Linked DNA regions of Homo sapiens: regions 1 and 3 are each linked to region 2. The links are chromatin contacts, found by Hi-C or POLR2A ChIA-PET in ENCODE. All regions are on one chromosome and are shown on one strand. The core of a region is the stretch at or near the end of the contact, and the rest is flanking DNA. Distances in the headings are between cores, read along the strand shown. Region 1 holds the start of TCHP (trichoplein keratin filament binding). Region 2 has its middle 15 kb from the start of IFT81. Region 3 overlaps ATP2A2 (ATPase sarcoplasmic/endoplasmic reticulum Ca2+ transporting 2).

Region 1 (3,932 bases), core at 876-3,375, 210 kb before region 2:
TACTCCTGGGCATGCTCCATTTATTCTCACACGGGCAACCCTAGAAAGCTGCACTATTTTTTGTTTTGCTTTGTTTTTTGAGACAGAGTCTTGCTCTGTTGCCCAGGCTAGAGTGCAGTGGCATGATCTTGGCTCACTGCAACCCCCGTCTCCTCGGTTGAGGCGATTCTCCTGCCTCGGCCTCCCGAGTAGCTGGGACTACAGGTGCCTGCCACCACGCCCAGCTAATTTTTATATTTTTAGTAGAGACGGGGGTTTCACCATGTGGCCAGGCTGGTCTGAAGCTCCTGACCTCAAGAGATCCGCCAGCCTTGGCCTCCCAAAGTGCTGGGATTACAGGCATGAGCCACCAGGCCCGGCCTGAAAGTTGCTCTATTTTTACTCTCATTCCATGGACTAGGAAGCTGAGGCACAGACAGATGAAGTGACCTGCCCAAGACTACACCAGCATGGTATAGCTTGAAACCTGGGCGTTCTGACTGTAGAGACCATGTTTTGAGACAGGGTCTCACTCTGTCACTCAGGCTGGAGTGCAATGGTGTGATCACGGCTCACTGCAGCCTCCTTGTCCTGAGCTCAAGTGATCCTCCCACCTCAGCCTCCCAAGTTGCTAGGACTATAGGTGTGCACCACCACAGCCTGCTAATTTTATTTATTTATTTATGTATTCATTTATTTATTTAATTTGGAGGTGGAGTCTCACTTTGTCACCCAGGCTGGAGTGCAGCAGCGCAATCTTGGCTCACTGCAACCTCTGCCTCCCAGGTTCAAGCGATTCTCCTGCCTCAGCCTCCCGAGTAGCTGGGAGTATAAGCATCTGCCATCATGCCCGGCTAATTTTTGTATTTTTAGCAGAGACGGGGTTTCATCATGTTGGCCAGGCTGGTCTTCAACTCCTGACCTCAGGTAATCCACCCTCCTGGGCCTCCCAAAGTGCTGGGATTACAGGCGTAAGCCACTGAACCCAGCTGAGGCCATGATGCTGCATCCAGGAAAAACAGAGATGAATAAAGAATGGAGAAATGAAGGGAAGAAGAAATGAAAGAATGGGAAAATGAAAGAAAAGAGAACAAACAAGTATTTTTCTTCATTTTCTTTTTAATGGAATAGTTGGCATGTAATACTTGTAGCACACGAGTTATAAAACATACTAATAGAATGAACACTTTTGAACTCACCACCAATATAAGACTATAATAGAAAGTTATCGGCCGGGTGCAGTGGCTCACTCCTGTAATCCTAGCACTTTGGGAGCCTGAGGCAGGCGCATCACGAGGTCAGGAGATCGAGACCATCCTGACCAATATGGTGAAACCCCATCTCTACTAAAATACAAAAAATTAGCTGGGCGTGGTGGCGTGCGCCTGTAGTCTCAGCTACTCGGTAGGCTGAGGCAGGGTAATCGCTTGAACCCGTAAGGCGGAGGTTGCAGTGAATCGAGATCACGCCACTGCACTCCAGCCTGGCGACAGAGCAAGACTCTGTCTCAAAAAAATAAAAAAGTTACCAATAACTTCCATCTACTTATGCCAGCAGGCCTCTGCCCAAGTTGTACATTGAACACACCTGGGGAATTTTGGAAAACACTGATACTCTCAGATGGGATTTGGGGTTTGGTTTGGGCATCTGGATTTTTTAAAGGTATCTGGATTTTTTCTTCTTTTTTTTGAGACAGTGTCTGGCTCTGTCACCCAGGCTGGAGTGCAGTGGCACAGTCATGGCTCACGGCAGCCTCGATCTCCTGGGCTCAACTGATCCTCCCGCCTCAGTCTCCCGAGTAGCTGGGACCACAAGTCCCACCATGCCCGGTTAAGTTTAAAAAATTTTTTAGAGACAGGAGTCCCTCTGTGTTGCCCAGGCTGGTATCTGGTGATTCTCACGCGCAGCCAGGTTTGAGGACCACTGACTTACATTCTCTTCCCCCTGGTTTCCACCTTCACCTTCACGTGATGGTAACCACCATCCTGAAATACGTGTAGTGCATGGACGGATTCTTTGCCTCCATGCTTCCCTATTTCAAGGAGCAGCGACGTTTGCTATTTATCTCCCGCTGGCCACGACGGGGCACCAGAGAAAAACACAGGCTCCCTACGCGCTGAAGGAGGCTTGGCCCTTGCGACGCTCCGTCGTCGGGCTCGTTGCCGGTGCAAACAGGGAGGAAACAGCCGGCGTTGCTGTAGCGCGTCTGGGAATTACACCGGGGGACTGGCCGGCCCGCTTCGTGCCTGCGGGAAGTCGGGCCGGGGGACTCTTCGGAAACTCCGAGCCTCAGAGAAATGTGAGTCGGAGGGTTGGACTAGGCCGGATCCGGCGTTAGGGCGGGGGCCCGCAGGCGGCCCGCGCGGGCGGGAACCGGGGCGGCAGTCAGCGGGCGCGAGCTCAGGGCGCCTCCGGGGTCCTCACTGCGCTCCCCACGCGCTGTGACCCCATTTGTTGCACGTGCATGTTCAGGTCGAGAGAGGGATGCGACGTGTTCGGGGAGCAGCCCACCTTGTGGGTGGCCAATCCGGGACGGGAATCTTAAACTTTTAACTCTTGGTGCAAAGACTGATCCACTGGCGGCTTTACGGGAGCGGGAAAAAAGTATGTGAAGCTTGCCACGGTCTCGAGACCGAGGTCACACGTTAGCAGCCTGCCGGCTACATTTGGACCATAGACGCAGAGTGTTTGCCCCCAAAACTGGAGGACCTCCAGAATGAGATTCTTGGCGTGCACCAGGCCTTTTCGCTCATTCAGCCGGCGTTCCTACCCAGGCACTGCATCGACCCTACACTTGAGGACAGCTTTTGGGTCAGGGGAATTGGTGCCTGGAGTGAGACTGCTCTCTGCTTTCAAGGCTCCAGCTGTATCCCTACATTGCTCAGGCAATTCCTCTCTCTAGGTCTCAGCTTCTTCATCTGCAAGATGAAAGGTCTGTCCTCCATGGTAGCCCAACATACTTCCGAGTGTTATTATCAGTCCCCTCCCCGGGGACTGCCAGAGCCAGGGCAGGTTGGTCCCAACAGGCAGCCCCTTGCAGCAGAGAGAGCCTGGGCTCTGGTCTCAGACGGACATGAATTAGGAACCCAGCTTGTTTATCTCCTTTACTTCCTGGCTCTGTGATCCTGAGCAAATCACTTTGTAATGCTTAACGTTGTTTTTACTAACCTTGTTTTTTAATGCCTTACCTTGTTTTTACTAACCTTGCTTTTAGACTCTTTTTTTCCCCTTAATCACCTAGCCTTGTTTCCACATGAATTAGCTCTCCCTTAGTTGAGAAAGCCGGATGAACTCCATCTGGTTCCCTCATTTACAAGACATCAAGGACTCCTTACCCACCCCTTTCCTCAAGGAGTTAACTTGTGTAAGCAGAATCTCAACATATCAAAGAGTCCAATTAACTGATAAGGTACTGAAACAAGCAATGTACGAAGTTCCCAGGATTTTGCTCAAAAGATAACACCATAAAACCTTGAGTTGGTGTCGGGCAGAGCACCCATATCTAACATTTTATGAAAGATTTAGAGCCCCTGCACCTGGAACTGTTGTTTCTCTGTAACCATTTGTCTTTTAATTGTTTCTCTGTGACTCTTTGTCCTTTTAATTTTTGCATGTTTTTACTTATGTAGAATTGTTGCATCTGAGCTCCCCTCCCCTTCCTAAACCAAAGTATAAAGGAAAATCAAGCCCCTTCCTCGGGCCAAGAGAATTTATTAGCCGTCTCTTGGGCACTGGCTAAATAAAGGACTCTTAATTTCGTCTCAAACTGTGGCGTTTCTCTAACTCGCTCGGGTACAACAACTTTACCTCTTCAACGTAAGTTTCCTTACCTGCCAAATAGCGAGGTGATTGTAAGAATGAAAAAAAGTCATATGTATTGAGTGCTTGGCACATACATGTGTTCCTTACATTATTGTCTCTGTTTAAGCACAGCATAAATGCCCCCGATGTGC
Region 2 (3,873 bases), core at 335-2,834:
ATCACTTGAGGATCACTTAAGGTCAGGAGATCGAGACCAGCCTGGCCAACATGATGAAACCCTGGCTCTACTAAAAAATACAAAAATTAGCCAGGCGTGGCGGCATGCGTCTGTGGTCCCAGCTACTCAGGAGGCTGAGGCATGAGAATCACTTGAACCCAGGAGGTTGAGGCTGCAGTGAGCTGTGATCATGGCACTGCATTCCAGCCTGAGTGACAGAGTGAGACCTTGTCTTAAAAAAAAAGAGAGTCTGCACGGAGAGCACAGTTGACTCACAGTCCTCATTCCCATTCCTCTGGATCCACCAAGTTCACGCCAAGGCCATATTTCCTCAGATGGCTCCTAGCCAATGACAGCACAGCGGGGGTGGTAGCACAGCCCCACTGCTGCTGACCTGAGATTCATCCTACCAGTGACTTTGTTCAGGAAGCCCTCATCAGTCCAGCCAAAACTTTCTGAGACCCGCATTGCTGTCTGCAGCTCCTCCTACTCACTCTTTCCTTCCCCGTCTCTTTCCCCAGGTGTTAGCCCAGTATCCCAGTCTGAAGACGTCCGCCCTTTATCTTTCACAGGGATTCCCTTGATAAATCCCCTGCAAGTCTGAGCCTGTCCTGGCATCTGCTTCCCAGAGGATCCAAATTAACACAGATAACTTCCATTTTGTAGGATGAGATAATGAAGTCTACAACCATCCAAACTCAAAATCATCTGTTGTCAAGGAAATACAGTTTCACATTGCAGTGGTAAGGACCATGGGCTTTGGGTAGACCAGGGTGTGAGTCCTACCCACCAGCGGTATGACCTTTAGGAAATGTCTTAGCCCGCCCTGACCCTCTATTTCCTCATCCGTGGAATCAGTGATTCTTAACTGGGAACAATTTTGTTTCCTCCGGGACAGTTTGCAATGTCTGGAGATTTTTTTGGTTGTCACAACTAGGGGGAGGGGAATGGTTGCAGCTGGCACCTAGTTGGGTAGAAGGCCAGGGACACTGCTAAATATCCTACAATGCACAGAGCAGCCCCTCCAAGACAAAGATTATCCAGCCCAAAATATCCATAGTGCAGAGGTTGGAAAACTCTGTGTTAAATGGGGATGATAATAGTAAACTAACTCAAAGAACTATTGTGAGGACTCAATGGGATCATGTGTTCAATATCCCTCGCCTTCCTTGTAAACTCCACAAGGGCAGGAACCAGATGATGTAGATCAATGTTCTGTATCATCAATGACTGGATCATAAAAGGCGCAAAGTAAATTATTAATTGTTGAAATATTTATCAAATGAGTGCAAATCAACAAATGCTAATTGTCATCATCATCGTCACCATTGCCATCTTTCCAGCCCCTGGCTCAGTGCCTGAGGCGTAACAGGTCCTCAATCTTTGTTGAATGAATGCATGAGAAATGAAGGATTATTTACTCATTAACTACTAATCTGTGTGCTTTGGAGAGATATTGGAAACTCTTGAGAAATAGGCCTGGCCTTTTCCTTTTTATTTGCAACGAGGAATTTTGTTCGTCAAATAAATGACCTTAAAGGATTGAGACCGCTGCCAAGCCACAGAATCGGAGTCGAGAGGCCTGACTCAGAGTCACGGAGAGGTTAGGACACACATCTTGCAGGGCTTAGGCAAAAAAGGAAAATGGGCCAGGCTTTGTGCGAACTTGCTGTGAAACAAGAGCTGTTTTCAGGGCTCAGGGACAAGCTCTGTCCCATGTTTAATTTCTTCCATCTGTCTGGTATCTGACCTCTGCTGCCCTTTAAGCCATTGCCACATATTGTCTGCACACGTTCCCATATAAGGTGATCTCTCTCTCTCTCTTTCTCTTCCCTCTCCTCTCCTCTCTCTCTCTCTCTCTCTCTCTCTCTTTTCCTCTCCCTCTCTCCGGGTAGCAACACTGACTTCCTCCACCCTGTTCGCCCTCTCTCTGCCTTCCCTGGCAGACTCTGCTGTGAGGATGGATGGCTGGAGAGCAGGAAGGGGCAGGGGGCTGCCAAGGAATGTAACAGGTTTATTTTTGTTCAGGCTGCATTCTTTGCCCAGCCTGCACGCCCCAGCCACTTGGGAATGTCACATGCCGATAAGACAGTGGGGGTGACTGGGATCTGTGGCTCAAATCTGCAACACCCCAGGTGTGAGCCATTGTCACAGAGTCGGGGAACTAAGGGTGGGAGGGGCAGGGACTCTGAGGTCATGGGACTCACCTGTTCCCACTGCCCTGTGTCTGACTCCTAGAAAGACAAGTTTGGTCCTTCAGGGAAACAATTGCAGAAATTGAGATCCATAACCACCTAAGCCCATCTCTGGGCAAAATTCAACATCTACAGGAGAGTGGAGAAGAGCCAGGTGTCAGGGTGAAATTAACAGCTGTGTGACCTTGGGCAAGTTGCCTGACGTCTCTGACTCTCAGTTTCCTTCTTTGTCAAAATAGTATCAGTGAATCTGTTCTCTACTATATGGTGAAAATACACTCACTGAGGGCAGGTATTATTGTCTATTTTGTTTCCTGTTGTTTCACCATCACCTCAAATAGTGCCTGGCACACAGTAGGTGCTCAAATATATGTTGAGTAAATTAAATGAGATAATGTTTTAAGTGCTCAGCACCCAAGAAATAAGAGCTGATTCAACAACACCCTACTCAATGACTACAGATATTTATTAAGCACCTCTTAACAGCCAGACCCTATTAGGTGCTGAGGACACAGGACTAATAGGACAGACAAGGCCCCTGCCCTCAGGGAACTTACATTTGAATGGCAGAGATCTATAATAAAATAAGCTAAGGTCAGAGAGTACTAAGGGCTATGAAAGAAATTTTTTTTTTTGAAACAGAGTTTCACTCTTGTTGCCCAGGCTGGAGTGTAATGGCGTGATCTCTGGCTCACTGCAACCTCCGCCTCCTGGGTTCAAGCAATTCTCCTGCCTCAGCCTCCCGAGCAGCTGGGATTACAGGCATGTGCCACCACACCCGGCTAATTTTGTATTTTTAGTAGAGACGGGGTTTCTCCATGTTGGTCAGGGTGGTCTTGAACTCCCAACCTCAGGTGATCCGCATGCCTTGGCCTCCCAAAGTGCTGGGATTACAGGCGTGAGCCACCGCCCTCGGCTGAAATAAATTTTTTAAAGGATATAGAAGTGTGTTTTTCCAGCCTTTTGACTTTGACTCACAGCAAGAGATATGTTTATCATGTGAACCAATGCGCACACATGCATGTTTATTAAAAGGGAAAAAACAACTGTGGTGGACTGTCTGCACCAACATCTGCCAACAACTTCTCCCATTCATAGAATGCACATGTTGCTCCCCCATCAAGAGGCGGAGTTAAGGCTGGGCGTGGTGGCTCATGCCTATAATCCCAGCACTTTGGGAGGCTGAGGAGGGTGGATTACTTGAGGTTAGGAATTTGAGACCAGCCTGGCCAACATGGTGAAAGCCCTGTCTCTACTAAAAATACAAAAATTAGCCAGGTGTGGTGGCACATGCTTGTAATCCCAGCTACCTGGGAGGCTGAGGCAGGAGAATCTCTTGAACCTGGGAGGTAAAGTTGCAGTGAGCTGACATTGCACTACTGTACTCCAGCCTGGCTGACAGAGCAAGACTCCATCTCAGAAAGAAAAAGAAAAAGAAGTGGAGTCAAGACCCAGTGCAGAGGCTCACACCTATAAACCGAGCGGGAGGCCAAGGCTGGAGGATTGCTTGAGGCCAGGAGTTTGATACCCACCTGGGTAACATAGTGAACCTCCATCTCTACAAAAAAAAAAAAAAAAAAAAAAAAAGAGGTGGAGCCAGCTTCCCCTTCCCTGTTTTTGTTATTTGTTTGTTTTAGAGACAGAGTCTCAGTCACTCAGGCTGGAGTGCAGTGGTATG
Region 3 (3,813 bases), core at 1,314-3,813, 230 kb after region 2:
TCATCCTTGTGTCTCCCTGCTCCAGAGCTCCCTTGTCCCATCTTTTTCACATCCCTTGGCCAAGGGATCGGAAACAGCTGTCATGCTGCTCATTCACTAAGGAGTTCCAAACACAAGCTCTTTGCCTCCCTTCCCACTTGAGACAGCAGGAACCCATGTGTAGTTTAGAAGCAGAGAGAGCAGGTCCAGCATTTTGGCCCCATGGCTTGTTTGGTGAGGTCTGTGGTTCTTGGCCAGCCTAGTACTGAAAGGGATTTCCCTCCCCCACTCCCAGCCCAAGACCTCTTACCTGGGTAGGTCCACGCCTTCCTCAGAATCATTGCGTGTTCCTTTAGTCATCCCAGTGCCATTGGCGCAAATGCTTAATTGAAACTAAACACACGTGTGATTGAGATGATACAGAATCTAGCGTAGCACTCATACCCATTCCTTTGCTGCCTGAGACGGTTCAGTGGCTGGCAGGCCAGCAGGATCGCTGCAGGGCCCTGAGCCCCATCTAGTCAGTTCATCAGCCTTCAGTCCTCCCGTAGCTTCCTAGGTTAGATGCTGATGTTCTTGGGGATTTCTATGATGATTTTTAAATGTGTGTCAGTGGGAGCAAATATAATTAACTCACCACATTAACCAAATTAAGGTGGAAAAAACAATAAGGTCACCTCAGTAGGTGCATATGATGAAACGCATCTTATCACACCAAACTAAGACTATAAAAGTGTGTCTTTAACGCTGACAGTGTGTTTACACAGAGACCATGCTAACATAACAGAATTCTCACCATTTCTATGCAGTATTATACTGGCATTCCTGGTCTGTGTAATAGGCAAGAAAAGTACAAAAACTGGAAGAGAAGGGGTATCTTTAGTTGTAGGTAACGATATAAAGCCAAAGGTTTATTCTCAGTCTTCGTCTTCCTATTTTGTTGGTGCTGTCACTCGCTCCCTCTTTGAAGCACCTCTTCACTTGGCTTCCACGATCCCATACTTGCTCTCCCTCCCTGGCCTCTCATTCGAGGTCTTTGTAGCTGGGTCTTTCACAAGGCACCAGGAGGTGAAGGCTCCATAGTCCTCAGCCATTTCTGTCTATAGTTACTCCCATGATCTCTTCTGGTCTCATTACTATAATCAGTAGCCACTAGCTATCTAAAACTACTTAGAATACCTAAAAACACTTCCTTAGATGCCCTAGCCATATTCACTTAAAGTGCTTATCCATCACGTGTGACAGCCACATGAACAGTGGCCACAGAGCATTGCCATCTTTCACAGAGTTCTGGTGGACAGCTCTGCTTGGGGCCATCTCTTCACCTCCAACGTTCCCTAGTTTAAGTCAGTGTCATTATACTGAATGGTATTCCTTGTCTCCCTTCAGCCAATGCTTTTGTTTTTTGAGATGGAGTTTGCTCTTTCGTCCAGGGTGGAGTGAAGTGGCGCAATCTCATCTCACTGGAATCTCTGCCCCCCTGGCTTTAAGCAGTTCTCCTGCCTCGGCCTCCTGAGTAGCTGGGATTACAGGTGCCTGCCACCACACCTAGCTAATTTTTGTAGACAGGGTTTCACCATGTTGGCCAGGCTGGTCATGAACTGCTGACCTCAGGTGATCCACTGCACCCGACCACCTTCAGCCAATTCTTGACAACTGGAGCTTGAGACCCTCCGTTGTCTTCTGTTTTACTTGTCTTAAAAGCCAAATGCCCCATAATGACTTTTGAGGTCTTAATGACCTGCTTCTACCATCCTCTGCCATTACCTGCCTCACCTTTTGCTCATGTAAACTCTATTCCAGCCACGTTGGCACTCCTTTACCATTCCAGGACTTGCCAGGTTGCACTTCCGTTCTCTGCCTGGTGGGTCTTCACCACCACCCACTGGGTTCACACACATCTTTTCAGGCCCCATGGGGCCATCTTTATTCAAATGTCACCGCCTTCTGGCCACTTTATGTAACAGTTCATATGTATGTATGCAAATTTTCTATCCCCCTTCCCTTTTTCTCTATAGCACTTGTGTTACTTTTGCATCTTAGTCTGTCTCTCCCAAAATAGGGGACAAGTTTCATGAGGGCAAAAACCTGTCTGTTTTGTTTATTGCTATATTCCTAGCATCTGTCATGTAATAGGTGTGCTTACTGCTTGTTAGGTAAAAAAGTTCAGAAATTGCCACCCAGTAGTATCCATATTTGTTCCCTTTGTAGGTCATTAAACAGCTGATGAAAAAGGAATTCACTCTAGAGTTTTCACGTGACAGAAAGTCAATGTCGGTTTACTGTACACCAAATAAACCAAGCAGGACATCAATGAGCAAGATGTTTGTGAAGGCAAGTATGGCAGATTGCAATTGAGATGTTCTTGCCAGGGTTAAGATCCCGGTGAACCAATAAAACAAAATTGTTTATCTAAATCTGTAACATTTCCAGGGTGCTCCTGAAGGTGTCATTGACAGGTGCACCCACATTCGAGTTGGAAGTACTAAGGTTCCTATGACCTCTGGAGTCAAACAGAAGATCATGTCTGTCATTCGAGAGTGGGGTAGTGGCAGCGACACACTGCGATGCCTGGCCCTGGCCACTCATGACAACCCACTGAGAAGAGAAGAAATGCACCTTGAGGACTCTGCCAACTTTATTAAATATGAGGTTAGCTAATGAAAAGTTTCTTTGTCCACACCCTGCACGATTCATTGTGTTTAAACAGTACTCCTTCAAGCAAAAGGTCAAACAGTTCTCACTTTTGCCAAGAAAGAGGTGTGGTTATTTGTTTTTCTGCCTGCCAGCTGTGTCACCCTTAAAATTTGCTGCTTCAAACATACATAGTTAATAATTTCATAAAAGTGTTATTTTCAAAGTAGAATATTTTCAAAGTAGAATAATCAAGATGAGCTTAAGCTTGTAAACCCCATTTTGCCTCTCATCTAAATCATGATTTTTTTTAAATTGGTGACATTTCTAGAATATTCATTAGTTACTGAAGGTCAAAAGATCCAAGTTGGAGATTACTTCCACTTTTCTACTCAGAGTAGAATTCTTTTATATCAAGGATGTGACATCCTAAAGCTATGAACAAAATGAAGAAGCTTTGGTACTGTGGGCTCAGAATAGCACAAGAGTTAAAGAATGGTTTGATAACGGGTGTAGTGGTATTTTTTTTTCTCATAAGAAAATGCAAAAACCGCCAGGCACGGTGGCTCAAATGCCTGTAATCTCAGCACTTTGGGAGGCCGAGGCTGGCAGATCACCTGGGGTTGGGGGTTTGAGACCAGCCTGACCAACATGGAGAAACCACATCTCTACTAAAAATACAAAATTAGCCAGGTGTGGTGGCGCATACCTGTAGTCCCAGCTACCCTGGAGGCTGAGGCAGAAGAGTCTCTTGAACCTGGGAGGCGGAGGTCGCAGTGAGCTGAGATTGCGCCATGGCACTCCAGCCTGGGCAACAAGAGCGAAACTCCGCCTCAAAAAAAAAAAAAGAAAAAAAATGCAGAAACCTGTCTCAATGTTTAACTGGGCATTTTTCAAACTAGGGGACAAAAACTAGAACTTGCCACTTTTATTTAAAGTGATGCTCTTATTTTAGACCAATCTGACCTTCGTTGGCTGCGTGGGCATGCTGGATCCTCCGAGAATCGAGGTGGCCTCCTCCGTGAAGCTGTGCCGGCAAGCAGGCATCCGGGTCATCATGATCACTGGGGACAACAAGGGCACTGCTGTGGCCATCTGTCGCCGCATCGGCATCTTCGGGCAGGATGAGGACGTGACGTCAAAAGCTTTCACAGGCCGGGAGTTTGATGAACTCAACCCCTCCGCCCAGCGAGACGCCTG

Evidence for each region. Hi-C counts contacts between places; a loop is a spot of excess contacts on that map. ChIA-PET counts read pairs that join two places held with the same protein, here RNA polymerase II (POLR2A). Pooled maps may share reads with other maps.
Region 1: a loop to region 2 is called in a map of dorsolateral prefrontal cortex, with 2.1 times the contacts of the local background. The contact joins the promoter of TCHP here to the enhancer-like site in region 2. A Hi-C loop is called at or near these places in 1 of 168 maps with a recorded cell type or tissue (dorsolateral prefrontal cortex) and 7 of 50 pooled maps. POLR2A ChIA-PET finds 5 or more read pairs at or near these places in 2 of 52 experiments (GM12878 and OCI-LY7).
Region 3: a map of Calu3 shows a loop between it and region 2 (2.9-fold over the local background). The contact joins two enhancer-like sites. A Hi-C loop is called at or near these places in 16 of 168 maps with a recorded cell type or tissue (A673, CD14-positive monocyte, Caco-2 and 11 more), 18 of 37 single-sample maps with no recorded cell type and 19 of 50 pooled maps. POLR2A ChIA-PET finds 5 or more read pairs at or near these places in 7 of 52 experiments (AG04450, H1, HepG2 and 4 more).

The regions. Positions count from the first base shown.
Region 1 is chr12:109,898,149-109,902,080 of GRCh38, forward strand. TCHP (trichoplein keratin filament binding) reads left to right here and starts at 2,126. Exons shown (of 13, transcript NM_001143852.2): 1 at 2,126-2,278. RefSeq lists enhancers at 1,849-2,689, 2,690-3,530 and a silencer at 2,347-2,456.
Region 2 is chr12:110,107,652-110,111,524 of GRCh38, forward strand. No RefSeq gene overlaps it. Among named protein-coding and RNA genes, the nearest start is that of IFT81, 15 kb to the right of the region's middle. RefSeq lists enhancers at 1,321-1,912, 1,913-2,504. Within about 2 kb of position 1,585, at least 22 of the 41 ENCODE cell types and tissues checked have a DNase peak (open chromatin) inside an H3K27ac peak, as active enhancers do.
Region 3 is chr12:110,337,091-110,340,903 of GRCh38, forward strand. ATP2A2 (ATPase sarcoplasmic/endoplasmic reticulum Ca2+ transporting 2) reads left to right here. Exons shown (of 20, transcript NM_170665.4): 12 at 2,191-2,313; 13 at 2,413-2,631; 14 at 3,569-3,813. Among named protein-coding and RNA genes, the nearest start is that of ATP2A2, 58 kb to the left of the region's middle. RefSeq lists enhancers at 1,904-2,003, 3,411-3,813. Within about 2 kb of position 2,564, at least 7 of the 41 ENCODE cell types and tissues checked have a DNase peak (open chromatin) inside an H3K27ac peak, as active enhancers do.